2 separate regions of the Homo sapiens genome follow, and region 2 is linked to region 1. Evidence: read pairs that join two places in POLR2A ChIA-PET (ENCODE). Cell type or tissue: MCF 10A. All regions are shown on one strand. Links, peaks and the distances in the headings refer to the core of each region. The heading gives the core; the rest is flanking DNA.

Region 1 (5,379 bases), core at 206-5,205:
TAATAGCATAGGAAGGCCGGAGGGCATGGGGGCCTCTCAACCTCATACTCTGTACTAGATGCGGCATCTGGAGCATCTCAAGAGGGGCTAAGAGATTCAGTCCTCACCCCAGCTCTGAAGATGTCTCAACTGTGAAAAAGAGACAGGGAGTCCCTGACTCTCTGTCTGCTCCTTCACTGGTTACTCCCATGTTGGAAGGCAGGGGAGGAGGAAGGCCCCAGCATCTTCCATCACTGCTGCAGACACCAACCAACCCTCCTTCCTCCCACTCCTCTGCTTCAACTCTCACCTGAGTCCCCACCCCAAACAGCCCTCTGCTAGCCATTAGGTGTTAGCTGCACTTCACCTGCAAAAGGCCTTCCTTTGCCAGTTTTTGTCAAAAATGTTAGCATAGTGTTTGCATAAATTTGCAGGTTTGATTCAAGAAGCCCTGATTCCAATAGTGTAGGAGAAAATACACTGACTGCACCTGGAGTCAAGGAGGCTTTCAGGAGGGCACACTTGATTCACCACACAGGGCTCGAAGAGGCACTCAGTATGTGAGGCTGGGATGCCCAGACAGAAGCTTCCCCCACGATCCAGGAAATCAAAACGTTTTCAATGTTGGCTTGAAATCATGGCTAATAGGAATAAAAAAGCTCTTCTCACCCTGGGGAAGACTGGGGAGGTAGGGAGGGGAAGAGTTCCCAACTATTCCATCCAAGAGGGGGCAAGGAAGGACAGTGGCAAGCCCAAGTCTGGAGCTATTTCCTCCCAATAGTGAATGTCTGGTAACTTTACCCAGAAGTTCTGATTTTTCTCGTTAGTCAAACAGGACTCTGACTTCCAAGATTAGGCTAAATCCAGAGCAGTTTGGGGAATGAAGGAATCTGGCTGAACAATGGAAGTTGGAATCATTGCCCTACCATCAGCAACTCCTTAACAGAAACAAACTCCTCTGCCCACTCGTCATATCCACAAACTATTTTCATAGAAGAGAATGTCCCAGCTAGAAATGCAAGTGGACGAGTGCCAACCCAATGAGGCTAATGATTTGCAAGTGGAGACCTCTGAGCAACTTGGTAAAGAAAGCAGGGCTTGGCCTTCGCCCGGGAGGCTTGGGACCCCTGACCACCCCCTACCCCATCACCAATAAACCTCTCAGAAGGAGGAATTCTGTGACAGCCCTCAGAAGAGAGTGGCTATCCACTGGCCACAGCGATGACTAAAGCGAGGTTCATGCCACAGAAGAACACAAAGGTCACCAAAGCTGTCTAAAGCAGACACTGAATTTATTATTCGCCGAAGAAGGGGAGACACTCATTTCGTTAAGAAAGGTCAGAACAGCTCTCCAAACTGAAGGTGAATAGGACAGATACACTGTGGAAAAGAGGACATTTTGTTCAAAGGTCTGATTGGCTCAAAAAGCAAGTTGTAAACTCTCTTCTGGGACTGACTGCTTTTCTGACTTTGTGTCACAGAGGCATGAGAACAGCTCGTGGGAGATTCTGGATGGATCTGACCTGTGGTGCACGGCCCTGGCAGCCTGGTGTCTGTGCCTCCTCTCGAGGTGAGATTTTTCTCTGGCACCCACTTGGGTTAAGGTGAGGAACCCTGGAGCCCATGGGCCTGCTGCATGGCTCTGCACCCATCACCCGGCTCTCTGATCCTCACTGCCTAGGATGGAGAGATATGCAGCCCTCCTGGCTGCAGGTATGAGGAAACCACATGAAAGCTGTTCCAGAAATTTGTTGGCATGTGGCCATCATATCTTCTAACCAGGAAAACTGAGTCACAGAGCTCCAAGCCCCAGTAAGTTGGAGGATACATTACTAAAATGCTCCTGAATAGGCAAAAAATAAAAAAAAATTAAAAAAATAAAGAAAAGAAAAAGAAAAAAAAAGGCAAACTGGAAAGAGCTAACCCCAAATTAATCATGTCTAAATCCCAGTGGTAGGTTTGCAGGAGATTTCTAACTTCTCTTCTGTATTGATTTTCTGTATTAATCTTTTCTGTGTTGGTGTTCTGTATTCTCCAAATTCTTTACTATGTGTGGTTTTGAAATCATATTTTTTTAAAATTTGATTTTTAAAGGATGAGCTCCAGGTCAAGGTTGCTATTAAGTCAAAGGTATGCATAGTTCTGGCACAGTGACTCAAGCCTGCAATCTCAGAACTTTGGGAAGCTGAGGCAGGCAGATCGCTGGAGGCCAGGAGTTTGAGACCAGCCTGGGCAACATAGAGAGACTCCATTTCTACTAAAAACTTAAAAAGTTAGCTGGGCATGGTGGCATGCATGTGCAGCCCTAGCTACTCAGGAGACTGAGGCAGGAGGATTGCTGGAGCCTGGGAGTTTGAGGTTACAGTGAACTATGATCCCTCTACTGTATTCCAGCCTGGGTGACAGAGGGAGATCTTGTCTCTATTGAAAAATGATAATAAAAAAAAAGATCTGTGCTCAGCAAAGTCAGGATATTATCCCAGAATCGGAGTTGAGAATTCAGAGCTGGTGGCTACGTCTGGCAGCCCTATGCTGGCTAGAGCCCAGGGCTCCATCTCCAGCATCCCAGTCCAATTACCCTCTTCCTCCTTAGCAATGAGTAATACACCACCTCTTGAAGCCGCAGGCTGGTGTCTCCTCCTTGACAATTTCTTGTGCTTGCTGTTCTCCGCCTTGTTACCCAGTGGCCCTGTGCCACATCAAGGACTTAGGCTTTCTATTTCCTCCTAGGACCCTCCCTGAGTCCCCTCAGCCTCTTCACTTGCTTCTCCATGGCCCATCCCATCAGTTACTTCAGCAATCCCTCATCCCCTTGACCTCACCGTCTGCCCCTGGGGACAATCACAGGAGGACTCCCCTTGACTCAGTCCAGCTGCCACCTTCTCTGTCCTGTGTGGGGCGGCTGAGCGCTGCTGAGACCACATGGCCTCATGGATCTAGACGGGTATGAGCTCCTGGCCTCTGCTTCGTCCTTGGTGCTGCCCGTAAGTCCTGTGGTCTCTGGCCAGCTTTATGTCCTACTCCCCCAATGGCTATGACAGACCCTCGCCGGTCTCCTGAAGCTTTCTTTCCTACTGACTCGCCCCTCGCCAGCCCCAGCTCCCAGCGACCTTGCCCTCTGCTTCAAGGAAGATGAAAAGTTTCTTATGTGGGAGGAATGTTTGCACTTTCTAGACTCCCTCTGCAGAGACCCTCTTCCTGGCAACCTCTCCTTCTACAGCCATGGGCGGTGCTGACCAGGAGAGGAGCCACTGGGAGTCCTGCAGAAGGCCTCCTGGCAGCCACGGCCTCCCCACTGTCCCCAGCAGCAGCAGTGCATCTTCAGGCAGCTCTGACTGCTGGACCCTGCAGACTCAGACCCCCACCCCTCTGCAGCAGGAAGTTTACTGCTTCTGGGAACCCACAGGATGTGAGAGAAAACAACTCCATGGGGCTGGGAGCCTTGGGTTTGAAAGTTGGACCTGGCACCCACTGGCTTCACTTTCTTGAGAGTAGAGTGGAAGGCAATCCCGCCCAACCTCCCACACACCATGACAAGTGCCCGTGGGTAATAAATGGAAAAGTGCTTTGTAAAATGCTCCCCCTATGTGAAGGATTTATGCTATAAATCCTTAGAATGACTCATCTGAGCTCTTAACCTACTTTCTTAGCCCTTAAATGTTTGCTTTTCAACAGGGATTCCTGAGCCCTGGCTTGTTCTTGAATTTGCAGGAGCCACAGACCCTTCACCCCATGCCAACTGACCAGAGGCCTGATGCTCCTGCCCTCTTCTCTCCCTGCCACTCCAACCAGAAGACCTCTGGCCAGTTGCCATCCAGGGACCTGGCATGACCTCCCCAGCCTTTGAGGCAGTGATCTGGATGCCCAGAGAGTCAAATACAGAGAACCAGGGACTGGCACCCCAGCTGTGGGTTCTCAGAGTGGGCTCATGTGAAGGAGTGAGAAACAAGGAGCACAGGAACCTCTCTCTGGCAGCCCACCCCTCTGTGCCCACGGAACCCGCTACTGAGGGCTCAGCATGAGGACTGTGTGCAGCCTCTCCTGAGACCCTCACTCACCAGGTACTTGCAGATTTCCTCCAGGACCTACATGCATGTGGTCGCTGAGCGTGGCACGCAGCAATGGCTGGATGAGTGAGGACCAGCCAATCATGTCAGCCCACACCGCCAGAGCCTTTCCCCAGGCCTATGGGATGGAGAGAAGGGAGGCCTCAACCTCACTCCTGTGACTCTCCAGCCAAGGGGCTGAGTGGAAGCCCTTCCGTCATAAAGAGAGGGCAGATATGTTCAGAGCCACCCAGAGGACAATGTCAAAGAGGTGAATGTAGAGCCTACAGGCAAGGCTGGGCTCATGGAAATGGCCACAGGGAAGGGGCCCTGCTCTCAAGGAAAGGGGACACATATCAGGCCTGGCAGTGGCCAGACAAGTGACAGCCAGTGTACCTGGAGCACTTCCATGTTATTTTCCTGAATGCTGAGCACCAATGATATCAGAAGTGTGAAAAAATTTTGGGGGGTGATGCCTCCAGGCTTACATGTTTTTAGTTGCTGCAGCATGTGGCCCACAGCAGAGGTGGCTGAGATCCTCACCTTCTCCTGCTCCTGCCAGGAAGCGCAAAGTGGAGATGAGAGGCAGTGGCTTCCCTGGCCCTGCCTGGCCTGGCTTCCGTCCTTCCACATCTTGGTCTCTGTGTGCAAGGGGCCCCAGCTGTACTGTGCTTAGCTGATGCATAGACAACATGATGTGTGTATGTGAGGGGTTCTCTCTAGAGACCAAGAGCTAAGAAGCCCGTTGATGAAGGCACAGTGCTAGGAAATAAGGTCATCGTTTCAGTTCTACCGTGGACTATATCCGCAGCTTGTGACATTGTTTCCAAAGTGTTCAAGCAATTCTCCTGGCTCAGCCTCCTGAGTAGCTGGGATTATAGGCACCTGCCACCACACCTGGCTAATTTTTGTATTTTTAGTGGAGACAGGGTTTCACCATGTTGGTCAGGCTTGTCTCAAACCCCTGACCTCAAGTGATCTGCCTCCCAAAGTGTTCTGATTACAGGTATGAGCCACAGCGCCCAGCCCTGCACACCTTTAGACCAAGTATTCATGTCATCTACCTGCCTGTCCATCCACACACTTGGGTACTTACCTTCCTGACACTGGCTTAATCTGCTATTTTATTTTCTTGGCTACCTACTACCTATGAGTAGGTTTCCTTGCCTTCCCTTGGCACGCATGTCTTCTGACCTAGACCTCTGAGGTACCAGGGAATTTCCAAAGTTGCTTCCACAACTTCTTCCCACCTTCCTGATGGTTTACTCACAGCTTCAGAAGAAGCTCTGTGCTCCAGAAACTGGTCCCCACCCTCACCCTGACATATAAGCCAGAGACTTCACAGACTAAGAAC
Region 2 (5,379 bases), core at 287-5,286, 170 kb after region 1:
CTACATGTGTATTTGTGGGCTCAGTCTTCTGTCTAGAACCTCTCTTTATATGACTTCCTGTCTACCAGGTACATATATCCTCCTTGTTCTTTTGTGATTCGGTTCAAACTTTCATAATTCCCAAGCTGAAGTTAGTTGTTGCTGCTTTTAGCTCCCATAACACAGGTACTCATCTCTATTACAGGATGTCATGTCACACTACAAATATTTAGTTTTTATGTAATACATGCCACTTGGCTGTGGGAATCTCAGAGATACAGCCTGCATGTTTTATTCATTGTTGAATTTCCAATGGGTGGTATATGAATGCAAGCACTTCTTGAGTCAATCATGACTTTTAGTCAGTCTCAGGTTTTCCATAGAATCTTGTGTCTGTGTACAACTAACCATATTCTTGGGGAGCAAAATAGGAGAATATTAACCCTCCCAGGAGGAGAGCTTCTTTCCATTCACTTCTTTCCATTCAACCCATCCTATGCTGCATTTGAAGTAAGCACTCTTGACTCCCAGACTTTTAAAGCAAACCCATTATTGGGGTGCTAGCTTTCTATCCAGAGGTTTTACACAGGTTTTGTAATGCAGTGAGAAGCAGACGCATCTTTCTGACTAATAATGTCTTCTGCTGGTTTCCCACTGCTATATATTACAGAGAACTAGAAAAGATTAAAGCCAGTATCTGTATTTAGGGTATGGTCAACTTAATGAGACATTAGCTTTTATTTTATTGTTACTCTATTTTCACATAACCCTTTCTAAAAAGCCTGTTATCATGCACTTCTTTACCTATGAAATTTTGGCCAAATCTAAAGACAATTGCCCTTAATCATTTGACTAAGACAATGGACTTTATGCTTTCAATCTACTCCTTCCTCTTTATATCCCAGTTGGCTAACAGTCTCAGATTAGTGACTACTTGTGTTGTTCTTTGTGAAAAGCAACACCCAAACCTACCTCTCTTTATGTTTGCCTGTTACTGATTCCTTGGGGTTTCGTTACCCCTTGCTACAACACTCATTCCAAAGTGTGAATCTAAAATGATCACTTACTATTTGAGGAACACAGTCAGGCATGTACTTACATATAGAGCATCTTTACTAATTAAAATGCAAAATATAAATCATACCAATAGTAGGGCACATCTGGAGATCAAATGCTTTCTCAGACTTTATTAACCCATTACAATTTAGAAATCCAAATCTAACATCGATAACAGGAAAGTTAATATAAGAAATTTCCAAAAGACAAATTAGTACAAATGTTTGAATTTGTTGAGTAGAAGGTGGATCTTGCAGTGCACTTATCTTTTATAAGGAGAATTAAATTCATCTTTATAAACACACATACAATCTCATCTATCTGATTTGATTGAAGAAATCATAACTATTAAATATTTGAATAATACCCCTCTGATAAATAAATATATGAGCATACTACACTGACTTGCACATATGAGAATTTTCTAGATTGCCAGTTAGCACCTAAAATTTGGAGTAAATGCCCTAACCTTCTATCTGGGACTCATGTTTAGAATTATGATTTATTTTCTTATTCCATGGAATTATAATACATATGGAGTAATTCTATTAATATTATTTATACTTGCCTCCAACTCTCTAAGTTACATCTGACTTAAGGTATGATTGTTCATTTTTTTAGATTTTCCCCCAGATCTCAAAAGTGAACTTTGTACATAAACATTATCCAAATTGAGAGATAGATATAAATATAGACCTCCCTAATACACCTTCTAAATTTGGTAAAAGTCTTCTAACTGTTTAAATGGGAAACAGTAAGAATAACAGAACACATATACACATGAACACAGACATACGTAAGTTTTTTACAGTACAATAACAATGTTATTTGCATACAGGATACAGAGCAGTTGTTTCTAATTCTCAGTCTACGCATGGGAAATCCCCTTCTACTGTGGGAAAAGATTTCATCATTTACTAGACAAGAAGGATCTCATTCATAAAGTTAAGGGTGTGGAGAGAGTGGGAAAAATGATGGTGTGGGTTGTCTGTTAGGCAAACTGGGAATGCCGTTTCCAGCATATGAAAAAAATCCCTCTTTATTCACATACATTCCAATGTTCACTTCCTCATCCTGTAAAGCAGAGATGTGTTTCATTACAACTATAAAAGTGCAATGCTGGGCTAAAGCCTCCTTACCATTACTACAAAAAAGGATTCTAAACAAAATCTAAATCAATGCTTCTAACTTTAAGATCATTGCTCTAATGTTTTAAAAAAATGCATCTGGGATGCCTTTTATTATAATTTTTTAACAGCAGCAATTTATTTTATGAAATTAAAAAAATGAGTTCAGTAATTGTCAAAATAAAACACAAGTAAGACATAAGTCCAAGTCTGAGTATATTGTGAATACTTTGGAATAATGTTATTAATAAACATTGTCTGCTTTTATGGCAGTGAATATTCATATATTTAATATAAGAAAACATTTTATATTCAAGATGCCTTTCCCTACAATGCAAAGTAACTGAAGTTTATAGGTAATATATACTATTAAAAAATAAAAATTAATATATACTCATGAAAAGTAAAAAGAAAAATAAGAAAAAGAATAAATTATGCTTCCAAGCTTAGTGAAGATCTATTCACTCTTCCAAAGTCATTTTCAGAATATAACTTCTCTCCTGTGTTTTCACCACCTTTCTTGCTTCACTTTCTTTAAAGTATGAATCTTTAGGTAGTATTGATCATTTTTGATATTAAGAAAATACAAAGCTTCTGGAAATAATTCAAATCATTTTGCAACTTTTGGCTGTGATCACTTTGCAAAGCATGCAGTGTTTCTTCGTAGCCAATTGATGAAGGGTTTAGGGAAATTTGCCAGGAACTTACCATGAGTCATGGGACAAATGGGAACCCGTCATTCCCTCTGCAAAACCTGTTCTTGAGAAGCCCTTTGTCCAGAGCCTCAGTAGGCAGCTGGTTCATACCAACCAATGGTAAGCAATGCTCATCTGTTCTCTCCCTTAAGGCCTCTCTTTGTGTAAAGACCCACAAGCATAAGTATCTGTGGTGGGGCTGTGTCATGAGGGCAGGCTCACAGTGCTCTCCTCTGAGTTACCACTACTGAACATAATCAGGGTGTGTAAACTTGTTTTATTTGGCATTAAAGCCGTTACAACAAGTTATAAACATTTCCAGAGCTTCTTACTAGTGGAAGCAGAGGTAGTCTCTCAGGCAGAGTGTGGTTAGGACCGAATGCACTCTGTTGGGAAAGGCCTGTGGTAAATGCAACACCTTGGCACAAGAAAGTTATACTTTTGTTGTAGTGTAAACCAAAAATAAAATTCTAAGCCCCCCAACCAATAGAATGAACCCCTTCTGTCAGCCAAGGACATCCTACAGTAAATCTGAAACACTAGTTCAGGCCATGATAGGAGTGGGAGGTCAGATGTATCTGATTACACCTTCCCCCTTTGGAATACAGGCACTGCTGATCAGCATTAACATCAAAACAGAGAGCTTAAGACAAAATACTCTTTGTAGCAATAAGACATCAACATGACAGATAACAGGGCCTAAAAGAAATTGAAGTATTTTACCCTCAAATATATTTCTTTCTTTTTTTTACTCGAACATGATCATTTTTTAAAAATTTTACTTTAACTTCTGGTATAATGTGCAGAATGTTCAGGTTTATTGCATAGGTATATATGTGCCATGGTGGTTTGCTGCACCTATCAATCTGCCATCCAGGTTTTAAGCCCCGCACCCACAATATATTTCTTTGACATATTTTGAAATGGATCTGCACAGTTGTCTTTTGTGGGGAAAATCTACATTCTACAGAGAATCGCCATCCTTTTCCAGGTCATTTTCCTGATCCAGGAGAGACTTAACTAAGAGTTTGGCACCTTTTTAAGTCTGATAAGAGACATTTACAATCTGTTCTCTCTGAAGCCTGCTACGCAGAGGCTTCATCTGCATAATAAGAATCTTGGTCTCCAAAACCCGTTATCTTAACCCAGACACTTCCTCCTATCGATTCCAGCTCTTTAGATAAACTATGTTAATCAAGTGCCAATCAGAAAATCTTTGAATCCACCTAGGACCTGGAAGCACAGTTCCCTGCCCCCTTTGAGCTGTCCTGCCTTTCTAGACCTAACCAACGTGTACCACAAATGTATCGATTAATGTCGTATGTCTCCCTAAAACATGTAGATTCAAACTGTGGCCCAACCACCTTGAGCGCATGTTCTCAGGATCTCCTGGGGCTGTGTCTTCATGGGCCATGGTCATGCATATTTGGCTCAGAATAACTCTCTCCAAATATTTTACAGAGTTTGACTCTTTTCATAGACAGTAGCTTTCAGAAAACTACAATTACTCAACCTGACTTTAAAATATTAACATATTAAGAATTTGGTTTGTGTGTAAAACATTCATTCCTTTCCTTGTAAGGTAGTTACAGAGAAGGACAAAGGCCTTGGAGCCTCATGGTGAGTGTTTGGATCTTGGTTCTACCACTTCTCAGATGATCAACCTTGGATGAGTTATTTGAATTCCCTGTGCTTCCCTTCCTTTGTCTATAGATGGGAATAATCACAATACCATACCTTATAAGCTTGTTGTGGAAATTGAACAAGTAATATATTTAAAGTGATTAGAACAGTTACTGACACAGTAAACACTGGGTAAGCCTCTACAGAGACTAAATATTACACCCCTAACCACCAAACACACCCTACAAAATTCTAGTCATAAAGAGCATTAGTATGAACAATGGATTACTCATGTCAGCCAAGCGCTCTCCAAAATGATTTTCCTGAAATCAATATAGAAACAACTAAAAAGAAATGAGATGTCGTAAGTTCTATATAATGATGCTATAGAATAAAGGAGGAAAGGAATTGAAAAAGAAAAGTAAGAACATCTTTGTCAGGTGCAAGTAACAGAATACCTAAACAGACTTTTAAAAAATCAAACATTTATAATCTCATTTGGCACAAATCCTGAGAATGGAGGACTGGCATTGGTTCAGCAGCTCATGCATGCCATCAAACAGTTTCCTAAATTCTTTCCACCCTACTTCCTTGATGTGTCAGTATTATTTGCAATTTTGGCTCCTGACGTAGCAAAGATTATTCCTTCCCAGCAATATCTCAATCTGAATGAAAAGAGTGAGCAGGAAAAAATTTTCTTCTCCTACATCTCTCTTTTCTTTTCTTTTCTCTTCTCTCCTTCTTTCTCCTTCTCCTCCTCCTCCACCTTCTCTCTTTCCCTTTTCCTGCCCCCCACCTCTTTTACAAACTATTGCAGATGCTATATTAGGAAATTTTCCTGTATAGCTCCTTATCCACGCCTGGTTTATATCTCTCATTGCTAGGCCAAAGAGTGTACC

What was found. Peaks named below come from ENCODE experiments on the same cell type or tissue, not always from the same donor. Only the 100,000 strongest peaks of a DNase experiment are listed, where the experiment ranks them.
Region 2: POLR2A ChIA-PET joins it to region 1 with 5 read pairs; 2 of 35 experiments call an interaction of 5 or more read pairs at or near these places.

Annotation. Positions count from the first base shown.
Region 1 is chr12:31,032,866-31,038,244 of GRCh38, forward strand. The region is part of intron 2 of DDX11-AS1 (DDX11 antisense RNA 1); the gene reads right to left. Among named protein-coding and RNA genes, the nearest start is that of TSPAN11-AS1, 30 kb to the left of the region's middle. In MCF 10A, for the core only: no CTCF peak of the experiment used is centred there; no DNase peak of the experiment used is centred there.
Region 2 is chr12:31,203,253-31,208,631 of GRCh38, forward strand. No RefSeq gene overlaps it. Among named protein-coding and RNA genes, the nearest start is that of FLJ13224, 120 kb to the right of the region's middle. In MCF 10A, for the core only: no CTCF peak of the experiment used is centred there; DNase peaks (open chromatin) are centred at 1,949 and 2,879.